3 separate regions of the Homo sapiens genome follow, and all the other regions are linked to region 1. The links are chromatin contacts, found by Hi-C or POLR2A ChIA-PET in ENCODE. All regions are on one chromosome and are shown on one strand. The core of a region is the stretch at or near the end of the contact, and the rest is flanking DNA. Distances in the headings are between cores, read along the strand shown. Region 1 overlaps NOTCH2 (notch receptor 2). Region 2 holds the start of REG4 (regenerating family member 4). Region 3 holds the start of SEC22B (SEC22 homolog B, vesicle trafficking protein).

Region 1 (3,228 bases), core at 8-2,507:
ATGGAAGGCCCTGCTGGTCTTATGAGGCCTGTCCATCTTGTCAAGAGCACACAGGTTTTGCAAAGGAGCTGCTACTTGAAATGGCTTAGAAAGCCTTTCCATTGTCCTTGTCTTCGGGGCCCCCTAGCGGCTGGAAGGCTGCAACCTAAGCCTCACAAGCCATGATGTTCATTCTTCAGGGAGTTTAAGCACCTTGGCAGCAACTTCCTAGGCCACAGAAGTCTTCCTGGAACTTCCTAAAGCAGGGGGCCAACCAGTTTGTCTGTGGAATAGCTCCATGCACCCCAACTAAGCTCAGGTCCTGCGTAGATTTTTGTGGGAATCAGCTTCCAAGGACTAGGTCATTTATTGGCCCTGTGTTCCTAGGTCAGCGGTGTACCATTGACATTGACGAGTGTATCTCCAAGCCCTGCATGAACCATGGTCTCTGCCATAACACCCAGGGCAGCTACATGTGTGAATGTCCACCAGGCTTCAGTGGTATGGACTGTGAGGAGGACATTGATGACTGCCTTGCCAGTGAGTATGCCAGTCAGCTCTTAAGCCCCCAGAGGAGAGGAAAACACACAGGGAGCAGAGGAGAGCCCAGTGGAGGCTGCCGCCTTTCACGCCTGACATTGGGCATACCGGTCATTTATCCAGCATATTTAACAGTAGTGTTTTAACTCTTTCTTTTGAAGCTAGTGTCCTTGGGAATTGAGGCAGTGGAATATATTTTAAGCATTCCCTTTAATTTGTGAACATTGAAAATGTGAGGACAATGCTATGATAGTGTTTTTTAAAAAACAGATTTATTGAGGTATAATTAAGGTACATTAAACTGCAAATATTTTCAGTGTACAATTTGGCACATTTTGACATATAGTAAGTGAAACTATCACCCAAAATAATAAACATATTTGTCACCCTAAAACTATCTTCATCCCATTGCAATTTAACCTTCTCTCTTTCTTGCCTGTGGAGTCACAGTTTTACCTTCTGTCACTATAGATTATTAGTTGGCAGATTTTATCATTTTATATAAATGCAGTTAGATAAGCATAAGTCAGGAGAGGTTCTGACTTGTTTTAATGAACATAGTATTTGAGATCCGTCCATGTTGTTTATATCAATAGTACATTCTAGTTTATTGTTCTGCAGTATTCCATTGTATGGACATATTACAGTTCATTGGTTGATGGCCATTTGGGTGTTTTCCAATTTGGGGATATTACAAATGAAGTTGCTATGAATGAGTCTTTGTGTGGACATATGGTTTTAGTTCTCTTGAGTAAATACCTAGGAGTAGAATCGGTGAATCATGTCGTAAGTGTATGTTTCACTTTTTAAGAAATTGCCAGAATGTTTTCCAAGGTGGTTGTACTATTTTCATTCTCACCAGAATTGTATGAAAGTTCTGTTTGAACCATATGCTCACAAACTCTTGGTGATATCATTTAAATTTAGCTCTTCTAGTGGGTGTAGAGTGGTATTTCATTGTGATTTTAATTTGTATTATTCTCTCTGCCAATGATGTTAAGCATCATTTCGTGTGCTTTGCCCATCTGCCTATCTTCGTTGGTGAAATGTCTATTTAAATTTTTTGCCCATTTGAAATAATTAGGTTGTCTTCTTGAGTTGAAAGAGTTCTTTGTATTTTTAAATAAGAATTCTTTGACAGGTATTTGCTTCCCAATGATTTCCCTCCAATTTATAGCTTCTCTTTTGATTTTCTTTTGAAGAGGAAAATGTTAACATTGATGAAATTCAGTGTATGCATGTTTTTCCTTTATAGTTCATGCTTCATGTATCTTGTTTAACAAATCTTCACCTAATCCAAATTTGAGGTTTATCTACTGTGGTTTCTTCTAAAAGTTGTGTAATTTTAGCTCTTACATTTTGGCCTATGATTTGTTTTGAGTTAATTTTTACATATTGTGTGACTTAAAAGTCAAGTTTAATTTTGTTTTCTTACTGTACTAAACTAACTTCTTATTAGTTGTAGGTTCGTAGGTTAGCCTCTAGATAGTTTAGATTCTTAGGATTTTCTACAGATACAATCATCCTGTCTATAAATAACCCTTATGCCTTTTAATTTCTTTTCAACCCTGTATGCCTTTTATTTATTTTAGTATTATTGTACTAAGATCTTCAATAAATACAGAATAGAAGTGGTGAGAGAAGCCTTACCTTGTTTTTGATCCTAGGGGAAAAGTATGTAGTCTTTTACCATTAAGTGAGATGTTACCTATAGGTTTTCATAAAGGCCCTTTATCAAATTGAGAGACCTTGTACTTCTGGTTTTTAAGAGGTCTTTTTGTATTTTTATAATGAATGAATGTTGATTTTTTGGTGTGCAATTGATTTCTCTACATCTGTTGACATGGTGATATTATTTTTTGGTCTTTTAATGTAAGTAAATTGTCATCAACTTTATTTAACATTTTGCAAATGTTAAAAGCTAATCTTAAATTTATGGGCTATATTCCACTTGGTCATTATGTGTTATTCCTTTTATGTATTATTGGATTTGATTTGCCAAAATGTTGTTAAGGATTTCTATATCTGTGTTCATGAAGGATATTGTTCTCCAGGTTTCTTGGACTACCATTGTCTGGTTGTGATAAGAGGGCAATGCTGTCCTCATAGAACATATCAGGAAGTGTTTTTCTTTCTACTTTCTGGGAGAGTTTGTGTAGAACTGGTGTGTTTTCTTCCAAATATATAGACATGGAACCTTCTTTCTGGGAAAGTTTTTAACTACAAGTTTGGTTTTCCTAATACATATAAGTGCCATATGGGCTATCTGTTTTTAATTGAGCTTTGGTAATATCTGTCTTTCAAAGAATTAGTCCAATTCACCTGTTTTGTCAAATTTGTTGACATAACATCAATTTGTTTTATAACATTTCCTTACTGTGCTTTAATAGTCTATTAGATCTGTGATGGTTTCCTTCTCTTGTTTCTACTATTGGTAATTTGTCTCTTCTTTCTTTGAAAGGGAAGAATGTCTGTTTTGCAGATTTTTTTCATACAGTGTTCTATAAATGTTATTAATTCAAATTGGATAGGGTAGTGTTATTCAGGTCTTTTATGTCCTCTATGACTTTCTGTCTACTTATTATTCATAGAATATAATAAGGAGGCTTTCTGTTTACTTCTTATTCAAGAGTATTGAAATCTTTTACTATCATTGTATATTCATCTGTTTCTCTAGTAATTCTATTTGTTTTGGCTTAATGAATTTTG
Region 2 (3,490 bases), core at 302-2,801, 140 kb after region 1:
TGCCTTAATTTGGAGCTAGTCAATGTGAGGGTTCAGTAAGAGACCTCTTAAAAGTCCTATGAACATCTTGTTTTCTAATCTGTTCTACTCTCTTCTCTCTCATCTCAAGTCTTTAAATCTGGATAATGGCATGGGGATAGCAGACTAAGGGTTGGGATGGCTGCTGGAAACACAGGAGATCTATCTAATCACCCATTTTGTTAAAACTTTTCTGTCTTACATCTGGACCAGGACTTCTGAAATTGAAAGGCTTGGAGTTAACATCTTTGTACGCCATTGTGCCATGAAGCAATGATGATTCCCATCCAGCTGCCTAAAGAGAAAGAGGTTTGTGTCAAACATTCTGATGGGAGAGATTCTTTAAAATGTTCTTTGTGAACCATGAAAGCATTACTTTCTCATGTCCTACCATGAATTTACACAACTGATGCAAAAATCTAATAACAAAGGTTGAGTAGCATTTTCCAAACAACAGTGAGCTGGGAGCAAGGAAGCTGGCTTCTGATATCAGCTTCACCCACAACTGTCTGTGCATTAAACTAGTCACAATGTTTCTCTAGGCCTCAATTTCCTCACCAGTAGAACAAAAGAGTAAGATTTGATAACTACTATGGTCCCTTCCAGACTTAAAGTTTCCAGACATAAAGGTCCTTTACAGACTTAAATCTGTAGTTTAAAGTTGAGTCATCTCTGGCACCTACAACCTAACCCTTTGCCATCTATACTGGAAAAGAAAATCTTGTTACTCTTTTCAAATAGCCTATTTTTCAGTAGAACTGTATTTTGGCAAACACCTATATTTGGAGTCAGAAGGACAAGGTTCAGTGTCCAGGTCCACTGCTGACCAGTGTTGTGAACCTCGGAAGGTTTCTAATCTCTCTTAAGGTTGGGTTTCTTGAGTGTGTAATGGGGATATGTGTCCTATGCTGCTCACAAGGATTTTGTTGGCATCTTATTTGATGACTTCACTGAAAACCCGTTATTGTAACACACTCTGTTGATGTAAGCTATTTTGACATGATCATCCATGTTCTGCGGGAGAAGCTCAAATAGTAGATCTCTGAGGAAACTCACGCATGTTGAAGGAGTGGAGTCGGTGCTTTAGGAAGGAAAATCTGTGTGTGGGTCTCAAGTCTCACCGCATGGGTCATAACCTATTCCTGACCCTGACAGAAAATCCTTCTAGAAATAAAAGAGAAATAAAGGAAATCCACCATACCAAGGCATAAAAAGACAGCCATGAAAAAGTAACATAAGGGGAGAGGAAGATGGGCTTATAACAGATTACAGGATGTTGTCAGTTTTAATAACGTGATGTGAAGAAAAGATTCTGTTTGCACACAGGGAGAGGTTCTTTTCCTGGCTAGTCAAAGCACACCTTACGTACATTCTGAAGCCGTCTCTTATATGATTCATTTTTTTCACTGTAGATAAGACTTTTATGGATGGATTGTTTTTCTCAAATAATATTATCGCTTTGTGACTAAAGTAAAGATTATTAATTCCTGAGGCAAGAAGATATAAAAGCTCCAGAAACGTTGACTGGGACCACTGGAGACACTGAAGAAGGCAGGGGCCCTTAGAGTCTTGGTTGCCAAACAGGTAATCCTCCTCGCGGTTGATGATGGGGGACTTTCTTTAAACATCTGTTTTCCTCTGTCAGCTATTAGCCAGGCCAGAAATGACAAATTGTATTTCTAGTGAGGCTTGTCAGGCTTTCTGTTGCTGTGTTGTTTGATTTAAATTATTTACCTTCTTTTCTTCCTTCACTGCAAAGAGCATTGGCTTTGGTGTCAAGCTGTTGGGTTAAATCTTGGCTCTGCAGTCTGGTAGCTGGGAAACTTTAGAAAAGTTACTCAATCATAAGTGTCAGTGTCTTCATTTGTAACATGCATTCATGAGATCTACAGTGCAGGTTTTTTGTTTTTGTTTCTGTTTTTGTTTTTGTTTTTGTTTTTTTATGGAGTCTTGCTCTGTCTCCCAGGCTGGAGAGCAATGGTGCAATCTTGGCTCACTGCAACTTCTGCCTCCCAGGTTCAAGTGATTCTCCTGCCTCAGCCTCCTGAGTAGCTGTGATTACAGGCACTTGCCACCACGCCCAGCTAATTTTTGTATTTTTTAATAGAGACAGGGTTGTGCCATGTTGGCCAGGCTGGTCTTGAACTCCTGACCTCAGGTGATCCACCTGCCTCAGCCTCTCAAAGTGCTGGGATTTCAGCCATGAGCCACCACACCCGGCCCAGTGCAGCTTACTTATGAACATGACATGCAGACATTCAATGAATATCAGTTCACTAAAAATTATTCACAGATTAGTAAAAAAGATGCTGCCTCTCCCTTCCCCCAGATGGTCACCTTGACAGAGAAATTCTGTTTGCGTTTTAAAGGGGTTTGAGGACATTGAAAATACACTATTACTTTTGGAAGGAAAGTTTAGCAAAGTGCAAGGTTCACGCAATGATTTAAAAAGAAGTAAGGGGTGGGGAAGGTCACATCCACACTCTCCAAGCTTTGTCTCATTCTCAGTTAATGTTGCCTTAAAGTGTTCAGATGGACCCCAGAATTGATTTTCCAGAAAAGTCATCATTTACATTATTCTCTTTAAGCAATCCATTATTTGAGAGTTAGATTGTATATTCAGATTTTTTAATCATAAAGTATGATTAAATGTGAATTCAATGAATTAACTCATTTTAAGAATTATTTGGGAGGGAAATCCAGAACTCAGTTTCATACTTATGTTAAAACAAAGCCCAGACAGATGAAAATAGAACAGTGATAAATATTTTAACCTTATGTGACAGTAATGGCCAGTCTTTTGATATAAATTTAAAAATTATTTTTAAAAACATAAAAAATAACAATATTTTTGAAAATTTCAGAATGGCAAAAATTATAATAAGTAAGAGAAAAATACAAACTGAGAAATACTATTAGTAACACGTGAAAGGCAATAAACATACAAAAAAGATCTCACAAATAAACATACAAAAAAGATCTCACAAACAATGAAATAGAAAAATGTGCAAAACTGTAAAATGAAAATTCACCAAATACTAAAAGCAAATCATTATATAAAAAGATGTTCAACTTCATTAGTAATTATAAAATATTTTAAAACACTAAGGTTCTTCTTTAATATACCAAAATTAGCCAAAAACTTGACAAAATTAAGCATTCTCTGGGAGCTTAGGGAACCAATCCTTTTAGTGCCCTATTAATGAGGTAAATATCACAGCCCATACATTTTAACAAAGGGTATTAAAATGACAATGTGCATGTTGTGTGATGCCACAACCCTATATATGAGAATTTATACTAAAGAAAAAATAAAAAATGCATGAAAGTTATGTGAGTGCAAGACAATGTATTACAATTAATCTGTTTCTGAGAAACAAAACCAGGCTATAGGACTATATGATCTTATTTTTATAAAATTGTACACAGAGAGAGGTGCATAGAAAGATATCTGTAGGCTACTCACCAAATT
Region 3 (3,692 bases), core at 589-3,088, 230 kb before region 1:
CAACCTAAGTGCCTGTCAACTAATGAGTGGATAAAGAAAATGTGATACACACACACACACACACACACACACACACCATGGAATACTACCCAGCCATAAAAAGGAGTGAAATAATGTCTTTTGCAGTAACTTGGATGGAGCTGGAGGCCATTATTCTAAGTGAAGTAACTCAGGAGTGGAAAACCAAAAACCGTATGTTCTCACTTAAGTGTGAGCTAAGCTATGAGTACACAAAGGTATACAGAGTGATATAATGGACTTTAGAGACTTAGAAGGCGGAGGGTGGGAAGGGACCTAGGGTTAAAAAACTACTTATTAAGTAAAATGTACGCAACTCAGGTGATGGGTGCACTAAAATCTCAGCTTTCACCACTATATAATTCATCTATGTAACAAAAACCCACTTGTAACCCAAAAGCTATTGAAATAAGAATCTTTTTAATAAAGAAAATGCCACACAAAAATAATATTGGTTTTCTTCTAATCCTGAAGGCCAATATAAAAGGTAACAAAAGCCTGAGCTCTTTAATTAATGGGTACAAGTTAAGACAGAATCACATCAGGATTTGAAGTTGAACCTGAGCTCAAATCCTGTTCCCATCACTGCTAGCTCTCTGAGGCTTTCCTCTCAACTACAAAGTGGAGATATAATACTAAACAAGCTTACTGGGTTGCTTAACTAATATCTAGAACATACTTAACAGTGTTTCTATTAATGCGAGAACTAACTGTAAGCACTTAGTAAAGAGTAGTCATTATTAAGCAATGATAAATAAAAGCATTTGTATAATTCTTTTTTTAGCTTTTGAAAGCCTTGCACCTAGATTTTCTCATCTAATATTCATTAAAACCCTGAAAGGCCGATCATATCCCCACTTTAGAGATGGGGACACCAAAAAACAAAGAGATGGGAACACCTAGATATATCAGAGATCCTAGTTTTTATTTTATTTATTTATTTATTTATTTTTTTTTTTTGAGACAGAGTGTCGCTCTGTTGCCCAAGCTGGAGTACAGTGACGCAACCTCGGTTCACTGCAAGCTCCGCCTCCCGGGTTCACGCCATTCTGCCTCAGCCTCCCGAGTGAGTAGCTGGGACCACAGGCGTCCGCCACCGCGCCCGGCTAATTTTTTTGTGTTTTTTTAGTAGAGACGGGGTTTCACCATGTTAGCCAGGATGGTCTCGATCTCCTGACCTCGTGATCCGCCCGCCTCGGCCTCCCATAGTGCTTGGATTACAGGCGTGAGCCACCGCGCCCGGCCTGATCCTAGCTTTTTGTAGGTGACTGACCTAGGTGGTACAAGATGTCCTGTACTTGTTCATTTATTCACACATACAACACATATTTATTGACTTCTTACCATAAACTGTTTAAGGAGCCTGGTGGGGATACCGCATAAACAAACAAGCAAAAATAGACAAAAATCTTTGTCTAGAAATATATAAATATAGAACATTTTATAGAATATATGACATAGAAAACAGAAAAAAATAAATATGAAAATAGCCTAATTTTCAGGGTTTTCCTTTTTTTACATACCCTTCATGGTTAACGGTTAGTGGTTAATGGGGATTACCCATTAACTCCCACCCTCCTTCCCAGCTCTCTCCCAAGACTTAGTTTCAGGAACTAGAAAATTCTGATTCAGCTTGGGTGCAATGGCCGCTCAAAGGGCGAGGCTTATTCGAAGCCTCAAATTCAGAAAACCCAGCCAGACCTTGGAAGTTAAGAAGGTGGAAGGCAGATCGCGGAACCAGTGTTCTGATAGTTGTGGTTCTCTGAGGGAAGCCAATTCTGGGGACCGGTAGTGGAAAGCTCTTGCGCTGTTTCCGGCCACCTCAGCGGGAAGCGGAGACGCAAGCAGCTGGATCTCCGGTAACTGAGACATAGGGTATAACTGTTGTCGCGGCGGAGGAAGTGAGGACGGCGCCAAGGGCCTTCCGGGCCAGTGTTGGATCCCTGTAGTTTGTGAAGATGGTGTTGCTAACAATGATCGCCCGAGTGGCGGACGGGCTCCCGCTGGCCGCCTCGATGCAGGAGGACGAACAGGTGAGCTGCTTACTCACGACCCGCGACCCCAAGTCTCTGTCAGCGCGCTTTGCCCTCAGCATCGGATTCCTTCCTAGGACCGGGAGACCTTTGTGACTTCCCGGGCACTCCCGACCTCTCTGAAGTGCGCTTTTATCTTTTGGTGTAGGAGAGACTACCGGCGAAGAGGAAATCTTTCCTGAAGGAGGAGTTAAGTTTTTTGTGTTAGCTGTTTCTCTTTAGAAAAACGCTCTGGAGAAGTGGTAGCTTTGGTTGATTGTGATCACCCAGTGTTCTTTGACTCTTTAGGGACTTTGTTAAAATTCAGGATTTCTAATTTTCTGCTGCTAATAGGACTGCTGATGGATAAATCCTGGGAAAAAATCAGCCAAGTTCTTCAAGTCTATAACGTGGCACCTGATCCTTGACCTAGCTTGCTGACATCTTTTGAAAGTGGGTGAGGTAATATTGCCACATAAAAGCACCTGTTAAATTTCAGTACATCACATTCTTTCAGGATTATCCCCAGTTCCCACCTTCTCCAATACGCCGTACCACATTCCTGCAATACATTGTAACTTATTTTTTTCTTTGTCTTTCAATAACTTGAGTTTCCTAGCGGGCAAACGACGGGTCTTAATCATCTCTTTGTTATCCATACCTTTTACAATAGCTGCTTTATGCTAGTAGGTGCTCAAAAGTATACTGAATTGATTAAAAACAGCACTAACTCCAGATGTCTTAAAAGAAAGATGTTTTGTGTTTTAGAAACACAGTGGAAATTTCTGAAGTAAGACAAGTTTCTGGAGCAAGCTTGGGAGGTTCTGAAGACAAAGCTGAGAATGGAATTTATATAATTTGTTTAAAGTGATCAATTTTATTTTACTTTTCCATACAGTCTAAGTAAAACCTTGAGCCTTAAAAAAAGATGAGATATTGAAAAAATAGTTTGCACATTTCTTCTGTTGGACTTTTCATTCATATATTAATGCAAAAAATTTTTACTGAGCACATCAAATGTGCCAGGCATAGTGTTAATGCAGGGAGTTAGAGTACACAGTCTCTACCTTTGTGGAGCTTACAGTCTAGTGGAAAAATCAGATAACCAACAAACTATTAAAATGTAGTTTAACTGCTAAGGAGAAGGAAGAGGGTTTTGTGCTTGAACATGGAAAATATATCTAAGTTGGTTTTAGGAAATCAGGAAAGTCTTCCCAGAAGGTATGACACTAAGGTAACAGTAGGATCCAGTAGTAAGGAACTATTATTCTATTTGGTTATATGCCTTTTTAGGTTTGATTTGGAAATATAGTTACTTTCACTTTTAGGAGAGTGGTGATACAGATAATAAAGTTGCAGGTCATGCTAAGTGAAATATATTCTATTCATTACATAAAAACAAAGTCTAATCTTTGAAATAAACCGTGAACAATTTAACATACCCCGATTTGCTAATGTGAAATGTTTTTCAGGAATACTCTAGGACCATCCTGCAGAAGGAGTGTAATTGTTCAAATGAACCTAGGAATATGATTTGAACAAAGTAGATAGTGCAGGGGAATATCCTTGAAGGATGTGTAGTTTGACTAAAAAATAGTTTTCCTACAGTGGGTGGCTGTGTGTTGGGGGTAGGGGGGATGGAATCTGGTCAATTTTTAAATT

What was found. A loop is a pair of places that touch in the nucleus more often than their neighbours do. ChIA-PET counts read pairs that join two places held with the same protein, here RNA polymerase II (POLR2A). Pooled maps may share reads with other maps.
Region 2: a loop to region 1 is called in a map of PC-3, with 13 times the contacts of the local background. The contact joins the promoter of REG4 here to the enhancer-like site in region 1. A Hi-C loop is called at or near these places in 2 of 168 maps with a recorded cell type or tissue (IMR-90 and PC-3) and 11 of 50 pooled maps.
Region 3: a pooled map shows a loop between it and region 1 (3-fold over the local background). The contact joins the promoter of SEC22B here to the enhancer-like site in region 1. A Hi-C loop is called at or near these places in 1 of 50 pooled maps. POLR2A ChIA-PET finds 5 or more read pairs at or near these places in 2 of 52 experiments (AG04449 and activated CD4-positive, alpha-beta T cell).

What each region holds. Positions count from the first base shown.
Region 1 is chr1:119,945,705-119,948,932 of GRCh38, reverse strand. It overlaps NOTCH2 (notch receptor 2), which reads left to right. Exons shown (of 34, transcript NM_024408.4): 17 at 367-519. Among named protein-coding and RNA genes, the nearest start is that of ADAM30, 51 kb to the right of the region's middle. RefSeq lists an enhancer at 1-267. Within about 2 kb of position 1,257, at least 3 of the 41 ENCODE cell types and tissues checked have a DNase peak (open chromatin) inside an H3K27ac peak, as active enhancers do; they include PC-3, where a contact is called at or near this core.
Region 2 is chr1:119,809,521-119,813,010 of GRCh38, reverse strand. REG4 (regenerating family member 4) reads left to right here and starts at 1,551. Exons shown (of 6, transcript NM_032044.4): 1 at 1,551-1,602.
Region 3 is chr1:120,174,666-120,178,357 of GRCh38, reverse strand. It overlaps SEC22B (SEC22 homolog B, vesicle trafficking protein), which reads left to right and starts at 1,838. Exons shown (of 5, transcript NM_004892.6): 1 at 1,838-2,051. The coding sequence starts at 1,977. RefSeq lists enhancers at 1,677-1,806, 1,585-2,150, 1,847-2,216, 2,151-2,716.